Linked DNA regions of Homo sapiens: region 1 is linked to region 2. A link is a contact called in ENCODE Hi-C or POLR2A ChIA-PET data. All regions are on one chromosome and are shown on one strand. Each heading gives the region's core, a stretch centred on a gene start or an enhancer-like site at or near the end of the contact. The rest is flanking DNA. Distances are from core to core; before and after follow the strand shown. Region 1 holds the start of SLC12A6 (solute carrier family 12 member 6). Region 2 holds the start of KLF13 (KLF transcription factor 13).

What was found. Hi-C counts contacts between places; a loop is a spot of excess contacts on that map. ChIA-PET counts read pairs that join two places held with the same protein, here RNA polymerase II (POLR2A). Pooled maps may share reads with other maps.
Region 1: a loop to region 2 is called in a pooled map, with 6 times the contacts of the local background. The contact joins the promoter of SLC12A6 here to the promoter of KLF13 in region 2. A Hi-C loop is called at or near these places in 2 of 37 single-sample maps with no recorded cell type and 8 of 50 pooled maps. POLR2A ChIA-PET finds 5 or more read pairs at or near these places in 1 of 52 experiments (Panc1).

What each region holds. Positions count from the first base shown.
Region 1 is chr15:34,332,137-34,339,261 of GRCh38, forward strand. SLC12A6 (solute carrier family 12 member 6) reads right to left here and starts at 5,645. Exons shown (of 26, transcript NM_001365088.1): 1 at 5,196-5,645; 2 at 4,274-4,616. The coding sequence starts at 4,544. RefSeq lists enhancers at 2,033-2,082, 3,710-3,759, 3,820-3,889, 4,091-4,210 and a silencer at 5,500-6,059.
Region 2 is chr15:31,323,103-31,329,518 of GRCh38, forward strand. It overlaps KLF13 (KLF transcription factor 13), which reads left to right and starts at 3,733. Exons shown (of 2, transcript NM_015995.4): 1 at 3,733-4,687. The coding sequence starts at 4,111. RefSeq lists a promoter at 2,858-3,914 and an enhancer at 2,942-3,455.

The DNA of each region.
Region 1 (7,125 bases), core at 4,395-6,894, 3.0 Mb after region 2:
CATATTTCTATTGTTGGACTTATACAGCATTATAATTTATATACAAATGTGTTTGCTTTGTCTATTAGATCATAACTTTCCTTAGAACAGATTAACGGATGCTTTTTCTCTGTCTTTAACACCCAACATCTTTAACAGCCAGCCAGTGCCTTATCCTTAACTCATTGCTCAGAGTAACAAATATTTGGTGAAGGAATAAGTAAAGTGCTCTAGTCATTTTCACCATTATACCATGAGATCTGCAAAGGTAGAAACTATATGTTACCTGTATATTTCCTACAATTAATACCAGACTGCCTCATACATACCAGCGTCTCAGGGAGTATCTGTTGACTTATAAAAGGTTGAAATGTATTAGGGACTGCAGGCAGGGTGTATGGTTCACACCTGTAATCCCTGAGCTTTAGGAGGCCGAGGCAGGAGGATCATTTGAGGTCAGGAGTTTGAGACCAGCCTGGCCAACATGGTGAAACCCCATCTCTCCTAAAACACAAAATTTAGCCGGGTGTGGTTGCAGATGCCTGTAATCCCAGCTACTTGGGAGGCTGAGGCTGGAGAATCACTTGGACCAGGGAGGTGGAGGTTGCAGTGAGCCGAGATAGCGCCACTGCACTCCAGCCTGGGCGACAGCGCGAGACTTTGCCTCAAAAAAAAAAAAAGAAAAAGAAAAAAAGTATTAGGTCCTGCAAATGACATATAAAAATATGTTTTATAGCCACATGGTTATAAAGCACATGTAAAAAATGTTCATCATAGCAGAGGCAAAATGATGCAAGAAAGAGCACTAGATAAAAGTCAGGAGGCCTGAACTTCAGTCTTGGCTTTGCCACTTTGTGATCTACAAATAACCATCTCTATAAGCCTTAGTTTCCTCATTTATTTTGTTATTTTTTTAGTCTAATCTATTGGGGTTTTAAGTCTCCTCACTTATTAAAATGTGGTTTGATCAGAATAAGATTCTAGATCATTAGCTCTAACATGTGGTGCTTTTCAAAAAAATTACTATAAAAGTGATACACTATAAATACTTAAAAGTTGTATATGCCCTTAATTGTTTTGGTAAAAGAAAATTCCACTCTATTTTTTTTTCTTTTTCTTTTTTTTTTTTTTTGAGACAGAGTCTCGCTCTGTCACCCAGGCTGGAGTGCAGCGGCGTGATCTCAGCTCACTGCAACCTCCGCCTCCTGGATTCAAGCAATTCTCCTGTCAAGGCCTCCCGAGCAGCTGGGATTACAGGCGCACGCCGTCACGCCTGGCTAATTTTTTGTATTTTTAGTAGAGACAGGGTTTCACCGTGTTCCCCAGGCTGGTCTCGGACTCCTGAGCTCAGGGAATCCACCCGCCTCGGCCTCCCAAAGTGCTAGGATTACAGGCGTGAGCCACCGTGCCTGGCTCCACTCTATTTTTGTAACTCACTTTCCAGAGGCATCCACTCTCAACAGTTTCTTTTGTATCTTTAAGGCGTTCTTCATACATAAGCTAATACACTGCTAAGATTCTTGATTTTACCAACTGGACAGTCCTATAAATTCAAATGGAGCCTTGCCAAAATGAAAGAAAAATTACTTTGATAGCAGAAAGAAAACTACTCAGAAAGCCAACAGCAGAAAAAATTAAAATATACTGAAATAAGTATTTAAAACTTCATGTAGGGCTGGGCGCTGTGGCTCACGCCTGTAATCCCAGCACTTTGGGAGGCCAAGGTGGGTGTATCTCCTGAGGTCAGGAGTTTGAGACCAGGTTGACTAACATGATGAAACCCCATCTCTACTAAATACAAAAAATTAGCCAGGTGTGGTGGTGCATGCCTGTAATCTCAGCTACTTGGGAGGCTGAGGCAAAAGAATCACTGGAACCCGGGAGACAGAGATTGCAGTGAGTGGAGATTGCGCCCTTGTACCCCAGCCTGGGCAACAAGTGTGAAACTCCATCTCAAAAAAAAAAAAAACAAAAAAAACTTCATGTGTCACCTCCTGTTTGTGTGATGTAATGTGAGTAGAAGACATATGACAAGAAACTTCGGGTGGGAAGTTTCTCTACAGGAAGAAACGTGGGAGGCATGGGGGAAAGGAGAATCATACTAATGTCACAACCACAGAAGGATGTACAAAGGGTGAAAAAATTCAGAGAACTGTAAATACTAAAATAGCAAACTAACTGTGAAATGCACTATGAGCTTAAGGAGAGTCAACTGTAGAAAGGATGCAGTTGTTATCTATATTAAAGCCAGCCTAGAGGGAAGTGTATATTAACATTAGGCCCTTTTCTTCACAACAGCACCCTTTGAAGATCTACATCTAAATCTAACAAGGGCTTTCACATACTGAGAAGTCAAGGGTGAAATAATTGTGTTTCTAAGTGGTTTCTTCTAATGGTGGGGAAAATTTATCACATGATGACAGTCATCATAAGAATTTTTTTAAATATAGAAAGAAAAAAAAAGAGAAAAGGTAGGTCACTGAGAAAGTATAAAGTTCCACGAGAATAGGGCAAAGTCCTCTCTAATGGCCAGACTATTAATTTCCCTTTCATCTGGGTACCGGAGAATATTTAAACATTAAGTAAGGAATGTGTTATATAGAGAACCAAGCTTTTAACATCTGTAACCACGTAAACAAACATAAATTTCACTTAGATATGTCCCCATTTTTACCCCTGTAGTCCCATTTTTACCCCTATAGTGTAAAAGGATACCACTTTAGACTGTAAAGAATGCTTAAGGGTAACGTAAGAACCGCAGACTGGACAAGGAACCTGTTCTGCTGGTCTAACACATTACTAAGTCCACTTTTCCAAAGAATAAAAATACAATTCTGTAACATGTAAGTCACAAGTCTAACAAACTAAACTATAAATTACCTAATGATAATTACAATATTAAGAAATTAACACTGGTATAGTCTTTACCTGGAATTTTTACAACCTAAATACAGCATGATGGATAAAAACTAAAACCACAATTTGGAATTAATTTGGAGGAAGAGGAAATGATAAATTTGTATTCCATACTGTAATTTTAATCCAGTGTATGACACACTGTAAAATTTGTCAAAAAGTTGAAAACAGTAAAGTCTGAGAACCAACCTATGTCTCCATAAAAGAAAAAATGATTAGTCAAGGATGAGTGAATTCTAGGACTGTAAACTTTACCAAATCTACCTTGTCTCCAGATACTAAAAACACAAACAGAATTAGGGAACTAAAATCATTCTGGTTTCCTGAACCCTTTAGGTTAAAAGGAACAATATTTCCTGACACCGGAAAATGGTGAGTAAGCCTTGCTTTCACAAGTCAGTGGGTGAGGCTATGGTTTTCAAACTTGGGTGGAATATTATTTTAAGAGTCTTTAAGGGAAATTTTTATCATTAAAAGATTACATTAGTTACAACACAGCATAAAACTAAATATATAAAGCAGTACAGGTCTCAAACTTTTAAATTTCAGAGTCCAAAAAATGTTATGATCTCCCCATTTTCTCTCTTCTCTCTCTTCCATCACCTCTTCCCAGTACCTCAAATAAAACCAAGCCAGCTGACACACACAAACTGGTTTAGGAAGCTAAAGGTCTGTAGCAGTCAACATGAGCCAGGAGTGGCTTGTGTGCTACCTGCTAACTCTAATCATCAGACTTTCCATCTAAAGCTCAGAGAGAATAAATTACATGGGAATCAGGCCCTAAAAGCCTTTTCAGAAGTCTTCCATTTGACAGAATAGCACATTAGGTCTACCCACCATCACCCTGAGTGGGCTTAGCTACTTGTGTCAAGGTCTCCATAAAAATACAGATTTCAAAAAAGAATTTTGCAATACACATTCGAAGTCTTGGAGGAAAGCTGCTAAGATACGACCAGTAACTACTCCATGAAACCAGTCTTAAAGCAGACTGAAATAGCCAATGATGGCTACAGAACACATATCCAACTCACTAAATTTTAAAATTTAGGATTCTGTGTGCTGAAAACGATTACATTCTTTGATATTCACTTTTAACCAAAATACCCATTTCATTTCTAAGAAGACAAAAATGAGGAAGTTAAAATATACATTTGCCTTCCTTCTTGTCATACACCTTCCCACATACCAAATTACTACTGCAAAGAGCCACTATGCTATTATTCCAAAGAGTTCCTAAGCATCTCACAAAGAGATGCCTTGGTTCCTGATGACTATTATAATCATAATTATATGATTATGATCTTCCAGATCCATAGATGGTCATCTTGGATAAAGAACCCAGTAATGAAAGTATGCTGCGGTCTGTGTTTCTACTTACCCTCGATGACATCCTGGGGGTGAGAAGTCCGGTCACTGGGTGGATCCAGTGCAACAGTTGCCAGCGAAGTGGTGGCCCCAGACATCTCACTCATAGGCTCACTCCGGCTTGTTTCAGGCACGCTTTCCCGGGAGCTAAATCTTACTCGGGAACTAGATCGAGAGCTGAGGTCCGGACTGGTGTCTGACAAACCTGGAATGTCATCGATCTTTGTCGGTGTCACCATGAACCGAACTGAAGCCATCTTGGTGGTGGTTTCTGGAGGATGCATTTTGTTCTTTTTAAGAACAAAAAAAGTGGGGGGAACCTCGCAAAATCTTCCTCTTACGCTAGCTACTTTTGACTGCAATACAAAAGATAACTTGAAAAATAACACATTTCAATAACCTTGATTCACACCACACAAAAAGCCCCAACTAAGAATACTTCTACTCAGAATTCAAGCCGACTGTCCTAGAAAGTGCATCACCAATAGGTGAATATATTTTTTAAGAGAGAAAAAAACAAAAAACAAAAAGACAAAACAATGCCAATCTTGTGTGACTTCTTTCCTTCAGAATGAAGAGCTACCTAGCTAACCCCTCTGGTCCGGGGCTGAAGGCTCAGTGCCATGGTCTCAGGGCAGCAGATGAAGCCTCCCTCCCCTCAGCCCCCAGTTTCCTGTCGAGGTAGTCCTTTATCTGGTGAGTGTCCCACGGTTCTAGTTGGGCGAAGTGCGTGCAGGCAAACCTTTATCAGGCGACTATAGCGTGGATCAGATTGCTAAAAGGTGTACACCCGGCCACCTGTTGTGTATCAGGTGAATACCCCACAGGTCTGGCTGGGGGGAGGTGTATGCAAAGCCACCCGGTGTTTTTGATGTCGACAATCCACTTGGGTCTGGTGGGAAAGGTGCACATGCATAACGGGAAAAATAACCCACACTACTGAGAGAAGGGTGAGCAGAGGAGGATGCAGGGGCAGAGCGGATTCCTGTCTCCGAGAGGTCGGTGGGGGTGGCGCGCCCGCTCTTCTCCTAGCAGAAAGGTCCTCGGGGTCTGGGAGGAGGTTAGCGGATCAAGACACCTCGGACTGCAGCTCAGAGTCGTGGCAAGTCGTAGCTAGTCCACTGAGCCACGGTCCGCTCGCTAGGTTTCTCCTGCGTGTGACAGGACGAGCCACCCCCTTTGCCGGAGGCGCGTTCTCCCCTACCCCCGCCCCGGCGCAGGTCACCCCCTCGTCGTTCTTCCTCAGGGTCCCAGTAGAGGAGGAGACGGCCACGCAGGCTGGCCTGACTGGGCAGCAGGGTGAGGGAGAAGGAGGTCGCAGGTGCAGTATCCCGGCGCCAGCTGATGCGGGTGCGCGCGCAGCTGTTGTTTACTAGCCGGTAACTGTTTCAGAGCCGCGGCGCGCGCAGGGTTCGCGCTGCCGGGGCTGGCGCCCCCTCCCCGGCCCGACGCCAGAGCAGCAGTTACGTGACCTGGCCTCCCCCAGCCCCGGGCCCGACGGGGTGCGCCCGCGCCGCCGCAGCCCTTCCCTTCCCTCCCCGCTTGTTCCTCATTCGAGGTGAACCTTGCGAAGAGAAGCCCGGGGGTGCAGTGAGAGGGCGGAACCGTCCCGCGGGCGCCCGAAAGCCCCGCCCAGCCGCCGCAGCCCGCGGTGACCGAGTGCAGCGCGCCTGCGCTCGCCGCGGGACACGGCAGGCGGGGCGGGGCCGAATACGAGTGGCCAGGGGCACGACGGGAGCTGTAGTCCAGGGCACGGCCCGACCCGCGTGAAGAGGGGAATAATCCTTTTCCTCGGTCCGGCTGTGCTGCACACTCACTCTGGAAGCATCCTAGAGGGCGGGCGCTGCTCCTCACCCTCAGAACCCGGGGAGCCATTTCTCTTTCATGAGTGTCTCTGAAAACATCATTCATGATTTCTTTAACCAGAAACACCGCTCCTATACCTGGGAATAACCCTCATTGTAATTTTTATGTAGAGGTCTACATACAAATAAACCACTTTTATGTAAAAAAAAAAAATTAAAACTATAAAGTAGGCCTGGCGCGGTGGTTCACGACTGTAATCCTAGCACTTTGGGAGGCTGAGGCGGGCGTGATCGATCACCTGAGCTCAGGAGTTCCAGACCAGCCTGGCCAGCATAGCGAAACCCCGTCTCTACCAAAAATTCAAAAATTAGCCGGGCGTGGTGGCGTGTGCCTGTAATCCCAGCTATTCCTTAGACTGAGGCAGGAGAATCGCTTGAGCTTGGGAGGCGGAGGTTGCAGTGAGCCGAGAACGCACCATTGCATTCCAGCCTGGGGGGACAAGAGCAAAACTCCGTCTCAAAGAAATAAATAAATAAAAATAAAACTATAAAGTACCTTAAACACATTTGTCCTACTTTAATTTTTTGTTGTTGTTCTTGTCCTTTTAATAAATGCTATGTCCACTTTCTAGTCAGACTGAAAGTTCCACTAAATAATACGTTTTTTTATACCTGGAGAAGACGTTGATGTATTTTCTCAAATCCATTCCATGTTTTCACCACTACATTTGTCGCTAGAATATTTTTTCTTAGTGTTTATTTAATGTATAAATGGTGGTGTTCGATAAATTCTGACTCACCAATGTTTTGTTTGAAAAGCTATTTCCTATAGCTGTGATCAAGACCTCTAAATTTAACAATCACCTGGGCCCAGAAACTGGCCCCCGGTTTTGCCTGGGGTCTTGGCTCCTCACAAGTGGTTATGTTTAAGCAGCACTCCTAGCAATGGGAACTGTATTCCCGGAAGTTCTCTTTTATCAAATGACACACAAAGTCCAAATCCTTTCAAGGATTAAAGGATCAAAAAGGTTAAAAAGATCCTGGTAACAAAATGAGAAAT
Region 2 (6,416 bases), core at 2,483-4,982:
GGTTGTTGTGGAGAGGCCCACAGTCATTCTGACCCGACTATCCGTAGGTGACCTGTTTTAATGTTAGGACACTTTTGTCCCCTGCATTCTGAAACTCACCAATGATATGCCTTGGCGTAGAGCTATTCTTTCCCACTGTGTTGGGCTCTCTCCCTTTCAGCATATGTCGTGAAGGCCTCTCTTGGATTAATAATTCATTGACGATTTTCTCTCTTGTGTTTTCTCTGATCACCTGTTTGGGTCCCTACTCATTGATCAATAATTTTTTTGGTTGGTCCACTAATTTAGCTTTTCTCTACTTTCCATTTTTTAAAAAAAATTTTGGTTCTACTTTCAAGGAGGTTTTTTACTTTTACATTTCTGTTACCTTGTAAACATCTCAAGAACACTTTTTTTCCCCTGAATGTTTCTTTATATATGTTCTCCCTTCACAGGTTGTATGTCTTTTAAAATTTAATGACATTATTGATGGTTTTGTTGATGTTTCTTTCTTTCTGCATAGTCTGTTTCTTCCAACTTGCTTTTTAAAAACTCTATTGTGGCTTTGTATTTCATGACACAGGGTTTCCTGAGATGCCGGTCAGCTCTGGCTCCCTGCTTGTCCTTGGCCTGGGAGGGACTGAGAGGCTGATGAGAACTTCTGTGCACATGAGTGGCAGTGTTAACTGTGGCCTTCCCTATAGGGTGAGCTGGCTGTTTAATTGGGCAGCCACAAATGTTAGAATGTCTGGGTGTTTCCCCTTGGCATGGTTGGCTACCCCAGGAAAGACCCTTCTAGTCTCCTGGCTGCTTGCATTCTGAAATCCCAAAAAGGGGTTTGTGGGTCTCAGCATCCAGTATCCATGTGTGTATTTAATCCCCTGATCCTATTACCGTACCTCTGTCCTTAATTGTGCCTGGTGTCCACCTACCCAAGACGCTGCCTTTTAGTTTTTTCAGGTCATAAATATCCAGCCTTTCGTCAGAACAAGGAAGGGGCAGTTGTCAGGCTGCATGAAATTGGGGTGCAGATATGGGCATCTGAGTGCTCCTCAAGCTGACGTTCTGCCAATCTTATTTTCACCCCCGTTTACTCTCACATTCAGAGGTACGTAGTGCCACCCATTAGTGAACCTTCTGGGGGATTCCATGGAGTATGTTCTTAGCTTTCCTTCCTAGCTACTATCTCAGGGTTTCATTTTCTTGGATCTGCTAAGTATTTTAGCTTCAAGAACTGCGTTGCTGTTACTTCCTCTCTTGTTCTCCCTGTCTTTGTGGATTTCTGCCTTCTAACAAATGCTCCAGAAGGAAGTTAAAGTCAATACATACTAACCATCCACCAACTTTACCCAGAAACTCAACCACCCTTTCAGCCTTCAGTCTCTATACGCCCCAGACACACCTGCTCTGCTTTTCTGTTGCTTCCATTTGAAACGAGACGACCCAGCCCTCACATATACATATGCCATCTCTGTCAAAATCTTACTTAGAAAAGAAAACATGGACTCTTAGCTAAGAGGAGATTTTCTTTGGGGAAGAGCTGTCTGTCCGGAAGACCCTTCCATGTAGGTTTGGGATAAAGTCAGTGAACACCACGACAATCATCAAATGAGTGGATTTTTGAGAAACCAGCCAAGGAGCTCAGTTTTCTATACAGAATGCCACAGAGCACAGTCAAAATTCTTTGGGACCCACATTCTTGGAAAACTCTTAGGGGGGTGCATCAATGCAGAGGACCCTTGACCACGTAGGGCATCCCCTCACCCAAGGCAGGCCTGTTTTGTTCATGGCTGTAGTAGCCTAATACTAGAATAGTGCAGACTCTAGACGGCCTACCATTGTGTATGCCGGCTGGGGTGACCCAGTGGGGAGACGTGGCACCTTGAAGATTGGGGAGAATTCTGCTGGCTGGAAAGGGGCCAGGAGGGTATGGGTGGCTGATAAGCTGGTGTAGGACCACTCCTTCCTTAAGAAGTGACTAATTGTGACATGTGGTGGGAATAGAGGAACATTCCGAATCATTACTTGGTCAGGACACACGTCTCTTATTAAATGTCATCAACACAATCTGCCTGGAAGAAACACGATTACTTTCTACCAAGCACAGACCCTCCTAAAGGGACCAGACCCAGTCCAGCACCTTTAGTCTCCCCAGAGGGTAGCAACTCAATCAGCGAGACCGCATTTCAGGGTTTTAGTTACAGATACTGAGGGTGCTCAAACATCCATGCAGTTTGCTGTTCACCGTAACACGCAACCCAGAATGGCCGTTTCGGTCCCTCGTCGGTTACCTGAAAACCAGTCTTACTGAGCTCCAACCCCAAATTAATTTGGTGAGAACTCGAACTCGGCTATTAACCTTAATTCTGAGAGAAGAATGACACCCCCCTCCCACTGCGAGGGTCCACTGAGGGTGAGTGCCCGGGCTCCTTCATTCTCCAGGCTCCTCTCAGAACACAGCAAGGGTGGCTGACTCCTTCGAACGTCCATTAAGCACAATGCAACGGGGCGAGGCAGTAGGGGGTTTGCTGAGCCCGGTTCCGCGGCGGTGGGAAGTTATTCACCGGCGTCTCCGAGGACGGCCCAGGCCTGGAGAATGGCTGGGGCCGCGGGCTGGGGTAGGGGTTACCGTGAGAGTCAAGGGCAAGGTGGCCCAGCCCGGGCTGGGAGGCGCGGGCTGGGCGCAGCCGAGCATTTCCTCCGGGAGGCCCAGACAGCGGGCGGGTGGGGCGCGGTGGGCGGGGTCCTCGCAGCTGGTGGCGTTTGAAGCCCCCCCGACCGCGGTGGGAGAGGGGCAGCCTAGAAGAGTTGGCAGCGGGCCTGCGGCGGGATGGGGAGGAAGGGGCCCCGCGTTCCCTCAGCAGCGGCGCCGGCCGCCCTGGCACGTAGTTCGCTTCTGGAGGCACAGGCCGCGGTGGGCGCGCCACCCGGGCTGCCAGGCTCACCGCCAGCCGAGGCCAGTCCTGCTCGGGCTGACCCGAGCTGAAGGGCAGCGCGGCCGCACCCCGGACCCCAGGAACGAGCCCGAGTCTGTCCCTCCCGCGGGAGCTGCCCCGCCCGGACTCCCGGAGCTCTGCAAGGCAGGGGCGTGGGGAGGGCGAGCGGCCTGAGGCTCTAGGCGCGGCCACCCGGCAAGCCGGCGGCGGAGGGCGCGGCGCGAGTGCGTTCCGCCCCTAGGCAGCCCCGCGCCCGGCCGGGCAGACACGCCTCCCCGCCGGCGCCCATCGCGGGAGGAACAAATGGCGCCCTCCAGAAACCGCTCCCCTCCATGCCGGGGGCCAAGGCTGTCACCACATAAAAGCTCCGGCAGAGAAGTGCTCGCTGTGTCCCCGCCGCGGGGGGTACAAGCAGCCGCTCCGCGCCGCGACTACCCGGCCCGCCGCCCCCGGACGTCATGCGTCAGCGCGCCCCGCTCCAGTTTCCGCCCCTCCTCCCACCGGCCCAGGGGACACGCCCACTGGCGCGCGCAGGGCCCGGGACCGGGCACGCCCCTCTAACGGCTCGGATTGGCCTGGCCGTGCACTCACGGACCAATGGCGTCTGTCCCGGCCCTCGGTCACGCCCCCTTGCCCAGGCGCGGGCACGCGACCGCTCCGTTCCGCCGGTGCGCGCTCTGGGGTCCCCGCCCCCTCCGCGCGCGCAGCTCCCCGCAGCCGCCGCCGCCTGTAACCTGCGCCGCCAGGATGTGGCTGGGGGCTGACGTCGGGTCCAGATGTGGCCCCGGCCCCGCCCACCCCCGGGGCCGGGCCGCCCACACGGAGCCGCGGCGCGCACGGCAGCTGTCCCGCCTGCCACAATGCGCGGCGAAGCTGCGGCCGCGACTTGGCGAGGTGGTCCCTAACGTTGCCGCTCGGCATCCTTAGAACCGGCCGCCCCTGACGCCGCGCGGGGACCCCAGTCGCCCGCGCGCCCCATGCGCTCACTCTTCGGTGCCCGGCCGGGCCGGCGCCTCGCAGACGCGGAGCCGCGCGGGTGACGGCACAGGCGGCTGCGCGCCCAGCCCAGCCCAGCCCAGCCCGAGGAGAGGGCGCGCCGCGCCCCCGCCCCCCGCCCGCTCTCCCGAGGCCGTGGGTGCGGATGCGCGGCTGACGACTCGCAGCAAGAGCACCGCCGCCGGCCCCAGCCCGCAGCATGGCAGCCGCCGCCTATGTGGACCACTTCGCCGCCGAGTGCCTCGTGTCCATGTCGAGCCGCGCGGTCGTGCACGGGCCGCGGGAGGGGCCGGAGTCCCGGCCCGAGGGCGCGGCCGTGGCCGCCACCCCCACGCTGCCCCGCGTCGAGGAGCGCCGCGACGGTAAGGACAGCGCCTCGCTCTTCGTGGTGGCGCGGATCCTAGCGGACCTCAACCAGCAAGCGCCGGCGCCCGCCCCGGCGGAGCGCAGGGAGGGCGCCGCGGCCCGGAAGGCGAGGACCCCCTGCCGCCTGCCGCCGCCCGCCCCCGAGCCCACCTCCCCCGGCGCCGAAGGCGCGGCGGCCGCGCCCCCCAGCCCGGCGTGGAGCGAGCCGGAGCCCGAGGCGGGGCTGGAGCCCGAGCGGGAGCCGGGGCCCGCGGGGAGCGGCGAGCCCGGCCTCAGACAAAGGGTCCGGCGGGGCCGAAGTCGCGCCGACCTCGAGTCCCCGCAGAGGAAGCACAAGTGCCACTACGCGGGCTGCGAGAAAGTTTACGGGAAATCTTCGCACCTCAAGGCGCACCTGAGAACTCACACAGGTCAGTGGGGCGGCGCGGGCGCCCGGATCGCGCGGACGGGGTCGGCGCGAGCTGCCCGACCACGCCCCCGGAGTCCCCGATGGGGCGCGAGGTGGGGGCCGGGCGGGCCGGAACGCCCGGGGCCTCGCCCCTTCCCCTGCCGCTCCGACCCGCGGCTGGCCCCGCGCGTCGCGCGAGGCGGGTCTTGGCTCTCGGAGCCGGCGCCCGCCAGGCGACCGCGCCCCCGCCGGGCACGCCCCCTCCCCGGGCGCGCTCGGGTGGGGCCGCGGGGGCGGATATAGTCATCTGGGCTGGGGGCGGGGACCCCTCCCGGCCGGGAGGCGGCGCGGGCAGGTGCGGGCGGCCTGGGTGTGGACCGCAGGCGGCACTCGTGACGGTGGGGCGCCCGGAGCGGGGGCAGGGGACGCTCTCCGGGGTCCCTCCTCGTTTCCTCCCCCGCTGCCCGGGCGCGCGCTCAGGAGGGGAGGGGCCGGCCCCGGCGCGCGGCGGGCGAAGTTCACGCAGGGACAAGGTTTCCTTCGCCACTCGGCACATTCTTCGCTCTCTTCTTCCTGTAATTTTTCCAGCGCTCTAAGGTTTAATTTGTCGTAACCAAAGTCAGCGGCGGCGCTTGGCGATGCGGGGGGCGGTCCCGGGTCCCGCTCCCCGCCTGCGGCTCTTTGTGGGAGCCCCCGCCCATCCGGCCCGGCGGGGGCGCGCCCGGCCCTAGGCTCCTCGGCCTCGAGGCTCTCTCCGGAAAGGAATGCCCTGGCCGCTGCCCATCCTCCGTGCTGCCCTCTCGCCTGCCCACCTCTCACCTGCCCTGGGCCGGTGCGGGGCGGGCGGCACCTGCACCAGGGCGGGCGCTGAGCCTCCAGCCTGGGGATCACCGCCCGCCCCCGCCAGCCCAGCGGCAACAGTTCCCACGCGCGGCCCGATACTTTGTAGTTGATTCATCTGTGGCGGTTCCCTCCCCCCTTTTTGTTTCGTTTTTAACATAAAGATGAAAATATTTTAATGGACGGCAATCCTTCCCCATTTTGGTGTAAAGAATTGTATGCTTCCTCTGAGCTCACGTGAGTTCTTCTGTGACACTCACCTCTTCTACCTTGGGGGCAGGCTCAAAACCCGTCTACTGAATACTGTTGTCTTGTGACCAAGGGTGGTGGTCTCTCATTTGTAAAATAGTTCACATAGTGATTAAAAGGCATAAAAAGAAGCTGCAGCCTTGGATACCCTAGAGCTGAAGGCCCCTTTTTTTTACCATTTGGAACTGAAAGGGCCCAAGGTCTGCAGGTGAGGCTTTCAGATCTCGGACTAACTTTCCCCAGGGAGGCTTTTGTGGCCGCTCCAAACCACGTGGCAGGTGATGGGGTAGAGGGTGAGAGCGGGGCCATTTCTAGGCATTCGGGGTCAGTTAAGGGTGTGGGGGCTCAGGTTGGGGGTGGGAGTCAGTGTGGGCTCAGAGTTCAGCTCGGGACGCGGCTGCAGGGTGGGTGTGGCCCTGGGGGAGGGGCCAGGCTAGGCTCAGCTCGGCTCCAGGTGGATCCTGAGTATCGGGTGGGGGCAGCGATTGGGGCGTGGCTGGGGTTGAGATCCGCTTTGGGGGATGATGCCCGTGCTGGGCAGGATACTTAATGTTTGGGAAATTTTTCTACGGCCTCTGTCAGGGTGGCCTGCCACTCGGCAGCACCGGTAGCGGGGAATTGAGGAGGGGGGTGGCCGAGGGGAGGGGCTCGCCGTCGTGGGC